Regions from separate parts of the Homo sapiens genome. Here region 1 is linked to region 2. A link is a loop called in an ENCODE intact Hi-C map of the cell type or tissue named here. Cell type or tissue: heart right ventricle. All regions are shown on one strand. Each heading gives the region's core, and the rest is flanking DNA. Links, peaks and the distances in the headings are about the cores only. Region 1 overlaps SLCO3A1 (solute carrier organic anion transporter family member 3A1). Region 2 overlaps SLCO3A1 (solute carrier organic anion transporter family member 3A1).

What was found. Peaks named below come from ENCODE experiments on the same cell type or tissue, not always from the same donor. Only the 100,000 strongest peaks of a DNase experiment are listed, where the experiment ranks them.
Region 1: a loop joins it to region 2, with 1.9 times the contacts of the local background. A loop is called at or near these places in 7 of 110 quality-filtered maps.

Annotation. Positions count from the first base shown.
Region 1 is chr15:91,965,898-91,971,271 of GRCh38, reverse strand. All of the region lies in intron 2 of SLCO3A1 (solute carrier organic anion transporter family member 3A1), which reads right to left. It overlaps LOC124903557 (a long non-coding RNA gene), which reads right to left. Exons shown (of 2, transcript XR_007064764.1): 1 at 4,458-5,374; 2 at 3,628-3,775. Among named protein-coding and RNA genes, the nearest start is that of SLCO3A1, 110 kb to the right of the region's middle. In heart right ventricle, for the core only: a CTCF peak has its summit at 2,449; a DNase peak (open chromatin) is centred at 911; H3K27ac peaks cover 4,906 bases.
Region 2 is chr15:92,024,856-92,030,229 of GRCh38, reverse strand. All of the region lies in intron 2 of SLCO3A1 (solute carrier organic anion transporter family member 3A1), which reads right to left. Among named protein-coding and RNA genes, the nearest start is that of SLCO3A1, 170 kb to the right of the region's middle. In heart right ventricle, for the core only: no CTCF peak of the experiment used is centred there; no DNase peak of the experiment used is centred there; H3K4me3 peaks cover 380 bases; H3K27ac peaks cover 2,744 bases.

The sequences.
Region 1 (5,374 bases), core at 161-5,160, 59 kb after region 2:
AGGCACCTGCCACCATGCTCGGCTAATTTTTTGTATTTTTAGTAGAGATGGAGTTTCACTGTGTTAGCCAGGATGGTTTCGATCTCCTGATCCCATGATCCGCCCGCCTCGGCCTCCCGAAGTGCTAAGATTACAGGTGTGAGCCACCGCGCCCGGCCAAGGTCACCTTGTTTGACCTCAGCTGGGAACAGGCACTTCAGGCAACTCAAATGTTTCCCCACCCTGCACATGTCTTCAAAGGTGCCGTGAGTATTGATTTGGGGGCTACAAATACATTTTAGCAAATAGGCAAATTCCCAAATACAGAAACCACAAATAATGAAGACTGACTACATATGCCTATACCTATTTAAGGATTTGCACACATGCACACACACACACACAAACACACACACCCTTCATCTGGTTGGGCATTAGTAGCATGAGGACGGCAGACGCCCCTTGTACACAGGTGGAAGCTCTGTCTACTCTTCTAGCCTGAGAAGACTGCCGCCTGTCAGAAGGAAAACTTCATGTTCACATGGGCACTGTCTAACCAAAGCAGGGCACTGCACAGTGGCAGGATACACCCTGGATGCCTGTTTTTTGGTCAGGGGAAACCCAGAGGTTTGAAGGAGTAATGGGAGAAATGGGTCCACTTAAGAAAGAACCATGTTGTTTCATTAGGGCTCCTTGTGAGTCCCTGGGAGCTGGATACCACTTGTCTCCTACCTACCCGCTTTCATTCTCCAGGAGCACCTCCTGGTCACAGGCTCAGCAAACGCTCACAGACCTCAAGTTCCATGTTGACTCTCGTGTGTTGACTACAGAGAAAGGAGAGGACTCCACAACTCTGCCCACCCCAAAGGCACCTCCCATCAGCGGCTCCAGCAACTTTGCTGGCTGCTCCAGGGTGTGATGGAGCCCAAACTGCCCAGGCTTGGGGCCAGCACACCAGCTGCGGATTTCATCACCACTCTCCTTGTTTTAGAAACAGAGCCCAAAGACAGGCATGCAAATATGCTGTGCTCTGGCCAGATTTTAAATAATACACTAAAATATTAGTTCAGAACATACTCGGCCTCTCTCCTACATGTGCTACATGTGCTTGCTCACGAAGTGTTTTGAACAGCGTGGGGAGAAGGTACTGTATTTCAATGCCTCTTTTTAGTTTTAAGGCTGTAAGTTTTTTTTGTTTTGTTTTCTGCTAGAGCCAAAATGTTTTTCTGGGTGAGCAGAAATAGCCTTTTTGCCTTTTAACATTTCGCTGAGGGGAAAAAACACTACACTTCCTTGCTCATCATGGCAAATGTTATGCTGGAGGATTTTGACACACACAGAACTAGCTAGGAAGTTAGAGTCCAAACTGATGACTGCGCCCAGGTCAAATTTTCTTCTACCCAGCAATGCAAAGGGCTCACCCTACCCAATTCCCCAGCAACTCATTCTAGGTCTGTGGACCAGCCCCCGCCACCAGGAAACCATAGACATAGCTAGATCTCTTCCACTGAAAAATGGGGACTTCTCTTGGGAGAATATAAGGGTGAGCCCATAAGATGCCAGGCCCAACAAGGGAGCACTTCTACCAGAAAAGGAATTCTATAGATGGAGTCTTATGAGTGTTATGAAGTAAAAGGAGATTTTGGTAATGTTTTTGATAGAAAGACAACAATAATTGTAACAAGAGGCCAGGCACTGTGGCTCATGTCTGTAATCCCAGCACTTTGGGAGGCCAAGGTGGGTGGACCACCTGAGGTGAGGAGTTTGAGACCAGCCTGGCCAACATGGAGAAACCCCCTACTTTACTAAAAATACAAAAATTAGCCAGGCATGGTGGCACGTACCTGTAACCCAAGCTATTTGGGAGACTGAGGCAGGAGAATCACTTGAACCTAGGAGGTGGAGGTTGCAGTGAGCCAAGATTGTGCCACTGCAATCCAGCCTGGGCAACAGAGTGAGAATTCATCTCAAAAAAAAAAAAATTATATATATACAGACAAACACAAGAAATTTTACTCCACAACAACAATTAGTTCTTAGTATCCACATGTAGTAGTCAGATATTCTACACCACTTCTACCCCAAAAAATGATTTATTCACTCATTCATTCGACAAATATCTACTAATTGCCTTTATGTGCCAGGCACATATTTCTGTACATGTGCTGTATACAACGAAAAGATGAGCTTTACCTCTCAAAGTGTGTAGCGGGGACACAGGTGTATGTGCAACAGATACAATCACACCAAAAAATGATGCAAGGTGACAGTGCTAAACACAGTGTGGACCTGTTAGCAAACTCTTGTGTTGGAGGTAGGTGGAGGCAGAGATGGCTTCTGAGAGGAAGGGACCTCTGAGCTGACTCTACATGGAGCAACACGAGTTTGCCAGATCCCCTGGGTAGGGGAAAGAGAAAGGAGACTCCATGCAGAGGAACCAGAATGTGCCAAGCAAAAAGGCGCCAATAAACAGCGCCACCCTAAGGGTAACCACGGACAGTGCAGTGCCTGCTGTGAGCGCACAAAGAAGCTGGACACGTCGTGAGTGCCGTAAATACTGCGGCTGTGTGAGCACACGTGCGAAGGCTGTGCTTGCGGGTCTGCGTGTGCACCCTTTCTCTGTCTGAAGAATGGGTTGGGGAATGAAGCTTCACATGGAAGCAGGGGTCGCTTGTTTCTACCCTGGCTTCTTCTCACTCCTTGTCTGTGATGGAACTTCCTTTGTTAGCACCAGAATTTGATGCCACTGGTCCCCACGGTGGTTTGTGGAGCCCTATTCACCTCACCTAGTGAGAAGACATGATAAATTAGAGGCCCTGTTCTAGCCAGGACACCTCCATGCTGCATAATAAGCACAGGCTGGAGGATTCTAGAGGGCCACTCTATGACTCACTCTCTGTGCTTACCAGTCCAAGCAGAACTCAGCAGAATCTACTTGAGAGAAAGCTCGCAGGAGACTAGAAAGTCATTTTAATGATGCCAGCTAAACTTCTCTTTCCTCTCCTCCATCTGCTGTTTTCCCCAGGTGGAGAAGTAAAAGACTGTAAGGTAGGGAGGGGGCATACAGACTTTTCCAGTCTCTGATCCGGCACTGAAACTCAGGGCACACGCTCTCCTCTGTGGGCATGGATGATTACGTCCTCTGTCTGAGAAAGGAGACACGCACTGTGCTTTGATGGATAGGCCGTAAGTGGCTTCCCTGGGTACTTTCCAGGGCGACTAGGCAGGGGACTCTAGAAAATGTTCAGGATGGAAGCATCTGAACAAGTAAGGCAATCAGAAGGGAAGGAAGATAGGGACATTTCAAAGCCATCTTGCATCTCTGCAGGAAGAGGGGAGCAAAGAGGAGGGAAGAGAGCCACCTTCTTGATTTAGCTGCCTGTGGATTTGCTCTTGAGAGCTCTTGGTGCTGAATCCTGCAGACAAAGCAGACAAGGAAAGAGCCTATGCCAGCGGGATTTGGGAGAACACTGAAGTGACCTTGACCTTTAGTCCTGCCACTACGTCCTCGTGGTTCCCCAAAAGTAGGCTGTTTGAAAACAACACAGCCAAAAACTGTGCTATTGATATTTGAGAGACAATATGATCCAGGAAAACAGGAGAGATAACAAGGTCTGGAAGTCAACAGAACAAGGACAAAACAATTAATCCATCTGTAAAACGGGTTTAATTTATTTCATATGGGATTATCTGTGTAATAGGTGTCTTATCCATATTGATTTTTATTATATGTCGAGTGCTGTCTTTATCCTGTGGCAACGCTTCTGCGTTATGTCCCCACAACGGCACCTCAGTCCTACAGGAGAGGTGGGGAGACAAATGATACTATTAGCCAAAGAAAAGCATAACCAGAGGAGGGACATTCTACCACAGATCACCATATAAAGCTTCAAGCAGGGGGAGTTATTTGGACTCTTATGGGTTAATCTATACTGCTGTTCATTTCTGTGTAGAGCAGTTAATCTAGAAAACAGTACTCTCTGCTTCCTCTTATACCTCTGCAACATGCTCTGATAACTAAAAACCTCTCTTATTGTCATTTTAATATTTTAAATGAATAAAAATGTAACAACTCACTGGGTTTATTTAGACATAGTTTCCTACCATCTAATAATCTTTTTGTTTTTTTAGAAAGGATAAAAAGCAGCACAAATAGAATGAGGTATTTCAAAACTTCTTTAGAGCCTAACTCTTCTGGATCATTTACAAAGACAGTTTTAAAGCCCTTTATAAAGTTATCTGAAAGCAGAGTTCAAAAATACAAATTGTATCTCATCTCTCTTGCTGTCAAAAAAAAAAATCCCCAAAAAACTGCACCACGCTTTTGTCTTCTCCTCCATGACCAAAGCTGCCCTTTGGAAGTAAAATGCCACACAACATAATTGGTGCAGCAGCCCAGCTCTCTGCAGAAGCTAGGGTTAGACTTTTTTACATTCTACAAAGCGCCACCTTATCTTTCTGCTTCAAGTTGAAATCACCTTTTTCCACGAACAGTGCCAGATGCTCTGTTTGAGAAGCATCACCAAAGCCCAGGCATGAATTCCTTCCACTGCTGAGACATTCTAATACACCAGGTTAACTGGGATCTGAGAATGGTTACTGCTCCTAAGGGTCCCATTTAATTAAATGTTCCTACAATTTGCATTTGGAAAGCACATCATCATCACTGCCTGTTGCTTTAATGAAAACTTGAGTCCTCAAAATTTGGGTGCTAGACACAGTATCCTGAAAGGATCATATCCTGAAATGTTCAGAAGCGCAGTTTTGTGCCCAGTTCTAACAGGGATTTTTCTGTCCCATGTACCCTGGGGACAGTGATGTTGCATTGTGCACAGTGGGAAAAACATCTTCCTCAGAGATGCTGGTACTGATGATACATTAGTGGGAACTTGTACACAGGCCATGAGAATCATCGTCAGCTAAAATCTGAGCTGTCCGTCCCTCCACTCCCCTGGCTACAAACCTCTTTGTCTGCACTGGTGTCAGTGCTGGCCTCGGTCAGTACAAAGCCTGAACTCTTTTCTCTGCGTCCCAAATCTGTCACAAAGCAAAAATGTCCTGACCTCATCTGAGCTACGGGTGCAGTTATGGTGTGGCTGGGGCTGCCAGCCGAGGCCCCTGTTTCTGTCTGGGTCATTTCTCAACCTATCTCGACTCAACCTTGTTACTTCAGATCAGAGCTGCCCATAATTCGCTGGGCACAAATGCCCTGCGGCTGCCAAAATGACGAGGCTCTGATGCCTTCTGGATGACTCACGGAATGAACCAGGAGGGGATGAAATACACCAGTTCTTAACAAAATTGCATGAAAATGACACCGAATTCAGAAAGCTTCACACAATCTCCTTGAGGGCTCCTATTTGAGTTTCTCTCCTCCCTTCAATGAAAGCAAGGA
Region 2 (5,374 bases), core at 204-5,203:
CCAAACTGTGTCTAACACGTAGCTTTTGAAAACCAACTAACCCTTTGGGGCATTTTGTGGGATAAAACACACAGAAAGAATCAACAGGAGGATCGCATTCAATTTTAAGCCAAACTTTGCTATGCTATGGTAGGAACGTGGGCAGAGCCCGTGTTCAAGATAAATGCCCAATCCCCTTTGGGACTCCTATCACCAACTGTTACGAAAATGTAGCCGAGGACATTTTATTAGAGTAATAATGCAACGGTTGAAGCCAGACTGAGCCGGCAGGCTGCAATTCTTAGCAGCTCCGAGGTAATTGACCTGTGGCCTTTTGGTTCACAGACTCTTCACCTGAGCCAAGAAGGTGCCTGATTGAATCATAGATCTTTTATCTCTCATAACGTGAGACGGAAGAGTTCTATTAAAAATGTATGAAGCCAAGTGAGCAGGCCTCAGCTGCACTGGGAGCCCAGATCCTGGGGCCAGAGGCCATTCACCTTTCCTTTTGACAAAATCTTATGAAATAATTCATTTACACAGTGTCAGCGCGACTACATATATGTGTTTGGGAAAAAAAAAATACAAGGAGGGGAAAAAAAACAGTCAAAAATGTACTTTTTCCCTGGGTTGTAGGAAAATGATTCTTATTTTCCTGCTTAGCCTTTATTGTGTTTCCAAATTTTCTACAGAGAATATGTATTTCTTTATGAGAAAACAAACATTTTTCAAAAACAAATGTTCACATGAGTCTTTGCCCAGGCACTGACTACGTTTAAGTAGGTAAAAGATGCGGAACGGAGAGTTTATATATGGACACCTACCAAGCCTGGGAATAGTCTCTGGTTGGGTCCAGTGCAAACATCTTTAATCCCCAGAGCAAAGGGGTCCTGCCGCTCATGCCCACTCCAGGGCAGGAGCCTGGCTGGGAAGGCAAAACAATCCCTGATAGCTGTTCCCATCGCCAGGGACAAATCCTAAATTTGGCAACCTCAGGAAGTGAACAAGTTTCCTTTTTTTCCCCCAGGGTCAGAGACCTGGCATAGAAGTATAAGAGGCTGCGGAGTTTTTAAATAAACATTTTCCTCCCCAAGAAAGCCATCCAGTAATTATAGCAAACTTTCCCAGAAGAGATTCCATTTACCGCCTCTCTTTTAAGAAATTACTTGGCAACAGGATGTAATTTAATTAAAGTATTTACTTAAATGTATGTCCTCTGGGGCCTGAAGGAAACAGGACATTTTTCTAATCAACTGGCAGTTTTGGGGGTTGTTTGACCATGGGTCAGGGGTTTTCTCATGTACGTACACACACACACACACACACACACACACACACACACTTGTGCCTGCAGCTGAAACAAGAACGTCAAGATCTCCTAACTGATACGCCAGCAAAAAGCAAAACACTCTCATTTCCAGATCCTACAAAAATTCTTGGGAATGCCAAACTTCTGGCATTCTCCACTTGGCTTCGGATCTAATGGAAAAACCCCTAATTGCAGCATCTTCTCCACAAAAATCAGAAGCAGTGATTTTATTGTGGAACAAAATCTACTTTGCTTTTTAAACCCAAGTCCTGATCATTCTAGCTTAAAACGATTATATTTGGGCTGTCTGAATATTGCATTAGGTCCCAAATCCTGATTGGATTGGCTGGGCTCTGGGTTAGACTGTCTCTCAGATCTGAGGGCTGGAATTTGTGTCTTTTCTCTCCTCATCTTTTCTCTCTGTATTTCATTAAAAATGTATCCCCAGGGCCTAGAACACTGGCTGTCTAGTGCTGTCGGCGTTCAATAAACATCTGTAGAAAAAATACTTTTGCTGAGTGAAGCATGGTGGCGAACATCCTGCAAATGTTGAGGGGCAGGAGCCGGAGCTATTCCTGGGGTCAGCAAAGGCCAGGGTGGGGGGCAGATTTTGGTGCTGTGGCTTCCCGAGGATGCTAATGGGAACCTGGAGGCCTCGGATTTGGACTCAACCATCCCCTGGCTGGGGACTTCAACGGACTTGTGGAAATTCCCAGGAGGCCCCCAGCCATTCTGGTACCATCATCACCTGACATACGACCGACCAGCCTCCCCCACTGTGTGCTGCCCTCTCTTCCTCCACAAGAGACTCTGGTCTTTGTTTCCCACATGGTGCTCAGAGGCACCCAGTATAAACAGCAGCACATAAGCAGAGTGATGGGTTTTGTGCCCACTGCTAAGTCTCGGCAGAAATTCTAGGGAAGATTCTCAACATGGTTTGTGCAGATTGAGCCGAACGCTGTGATCAGAGGAGTCAGTGCAGGCTCTTAACTGCCCACATCCTTGTCTCAAACTCTGCTCCTAAGCTTCCTCTTGCACATTCGTGCCTTACCTGAAAACTAAAATAAACTAAAAACCAAGCTGCAGACTTGTGCACTTTGCAATGGCAGTCGAGGTTTCTGTCCACGGGTGTGACAGATTATTTTACGCGGTCCTGTTTTCATGATCTATTCCTCCAGCCTGTGCAAACTGCTTCGTTTATGTGGTAAGTGTGTCTTTGTGTTTTCGTTAGGGACATGGATAAAAATGTTGAACGGCACAAAGCAAAAGGCACAGTCTTGTGGCACTCCACACCAGGGGTCTTTCCAGACCAATGTCAATCCTTTAATGCATGCGTCGGGAGCAAACTGTGCAGCTTACAGAAGTCCTTAGAGAGCACTGCGGTGCTGTGGCCAAAGCACGGGTGAAGACGACAGAGAAACCAGGATGAGACTCCTCTTTGCTGCTGCTGGCTGTGTGACCTTGGGCAAGTTGCTAAATCTCTGAGCCTATTTGCTCATCCACAATATCGAAAAAAACGATGACGGTACCTTCGTCAAATGGTGAATTTGAGATTTATGTGGGACAACGTATGTAAAGGCATTAGCCTGTGTCTTACACAAAGTTTATCTCTCAACAAATAAAGCAATGTGGTGTTGTTTAGAAAGTTCACAAGGATATTAAAAGAACGTTTGTTCTACATCTCCAGGAAATCACGTATTTAGCATTTATTGTCACAATACCGACCCTATCAAAAATGTAATGCATTATTTGGCTTTGCTTCTTTTTAGAGAGCTCATGACAACTCCCAGAGATCTTCTATCAAAGCTCACCATCTGTTTAATAATGTACCCCCCCTTTTTTTTTTTTTTTGGAGACAAAGTCTCACTCTGTCACCCAGGCTGAAGTGCAATGGCACGATCTTGGCTCACTGCAACCTCCACCTCCTGGGTTCAAGTGATTCTCCTGTCTCAGCCTCCCAAGTAGCTGGGATTACAGGCGTGCACCACCACACCAAGCTAGTTTATTGTATTTTTAGTAGAGATGGGGTTTCACCATGTTGGCCAGGCTGGTCTTGAACTCCTGACCTCAAGTGATCCACCTGCCTTGGCCTCCGAAAATGCTGGGATTACAGGTGTGAGCCACTGTGCCCGGCCATAATCTATGCTAGACATTTGGTGGGAATGTTGTTACACTCTCTCATGAATTGTCCATTGTTTTCAGAATCCATCTTTACCAGTGTAATGAAAACCATGACGGTCATGGCCACCTCCTTTGTACATGTCTCTTTCCTTGTCCTGCATAGCTTTTTAAAATAAATAACTGGTTACAGACCTATGAACTCACATCAAATTCTCTGAAGAAAACGGAAAGCAGAAATCATAGAACCCTTAGGGACCCCTAGACTATTTTTTTTCTTTTTAATTACTGTGGACTCTAGCTGCTTTGTAAACCTGTTTGTCCCACACTTTCCATTTTAAGGCATTCTACTCAGTAGGAAAAATAAAAATAAAACAGAAGCTGATGAGTTCTACTTGCTCTCAGGTATTTGTTAAACATACCACCACCTGCTCTCGTCACTTCTGTCTCCTTAGTGAGAAACTTCTTATAGGCTGTGGAGGAACAGTCCATTAGACAAGGAACACACACCTGCCTTCTCCATTCTTTCCTTCACTTTGCAGATAGGAAAGCCAAGGCTCTTGTTTCTTGCCAAATCTAGTAGTCAAATTGGGAGGTCACACCCAAGACTGCAGTTCCTCTGCTTGCCTTTCCTAACGACAGTTAAGGAGTTACCGGATGGAGAAACAGAGACCCATCCCTACACTTGGTGACTGGTGGTGGACAAGGGCATGGACACGGGCTTGGACACGTGCAGGGTAAAGAACTGCACCAAAGCCTCCCTGCTGCACACAGAGCAGAGCTCTCAGGGATGCGCTGACCTGGGGCAAAAGAAACAGGCCAAAGGACTGAGATATGTAAACAATCAGTGCCAACAGCAGATCACTCTAGCTCAATAAAATGTCTTTACAAGGTAATTAGCAGTTCATAAAATCTGTTAAGTAACTTAGAAACCCGTGTACCACTCTTCCAGCATCTCCACTGCTAAAGGACCCTTGGGAAACATTAACTCTTACTGCCATGCATCACGCGGCATCAGCAAGGTAGATGGCAGCCACTCACGGCCGGGAGAATTCAAAACACTTCCTTCTGCCTTTGCTGACTGAGAAGAGAGTCCCAGATCATCCCAGTTTAACACTAAACTCATAGAGACAGCTACGGGAATGGTTGGGGAAGGAAAAGAATTGATCATAGCCTCATGTCCAGCCTCAGTTTGCTCACATGTGGAATAGGATATACCTGCCTTGTAGAGTTGTCACAAATCAGAAAGCAAGAATGGAAAGTGCCTGGCCCAGAGCCTAGCATTCTCCAAAACAACAAGTGGATGCCACTGATATGTTTGCTAGCCACAGTAGCAGCAGCAGCAGTAGTAGTAGTGGTAGCAGCAGCAGCAGCAAGAGCAGCAGCATTAGTGTCATCGCTGTTGCTGCAATTAGCTTTTGTGCCTATGGTGTCCCCCATACATTTCTCTCAAGAACCCTATGAAGTATCATCCACAGCCTTAAAATAAGAACTTAAAATTTAGGAGGGATTGGCTTGGCTTACCTTTGAGCCTGTATCCTTAAGTGCTTCTTGGCTTCTTGAATTTAAAAATCTCTTGCAAGTGAAAATACCACTCTTCTAACACAAAACAAAAAACCCAAGAAAAAAATTTTTTAAAAGCAAAAAAAAAAAAAAAGGACAACCTAAGAAAAATAACGTCTACTAAACTGCTATTAAGGAACAGTAATCATTCTCTCTCAATATGCCACACCATGAGGACATGCCATTAAGAGGATGGAAGGATGGATAGATGGATAGATGCATGGATGGATAGACAGATGGATGGATGAACAGATGGATGGAAGGCTGGCTGGCTGGTTGGCTGGATGGATGGATGAATGGATGAACAGATGGAGGGATGAGTGGCAGGACAGATGGAGGGATGGATGGGAGGATGGATGGGTAGGTAGACGGATGGGTGGGTAGGTGGGTTGATGAATGGGAAGG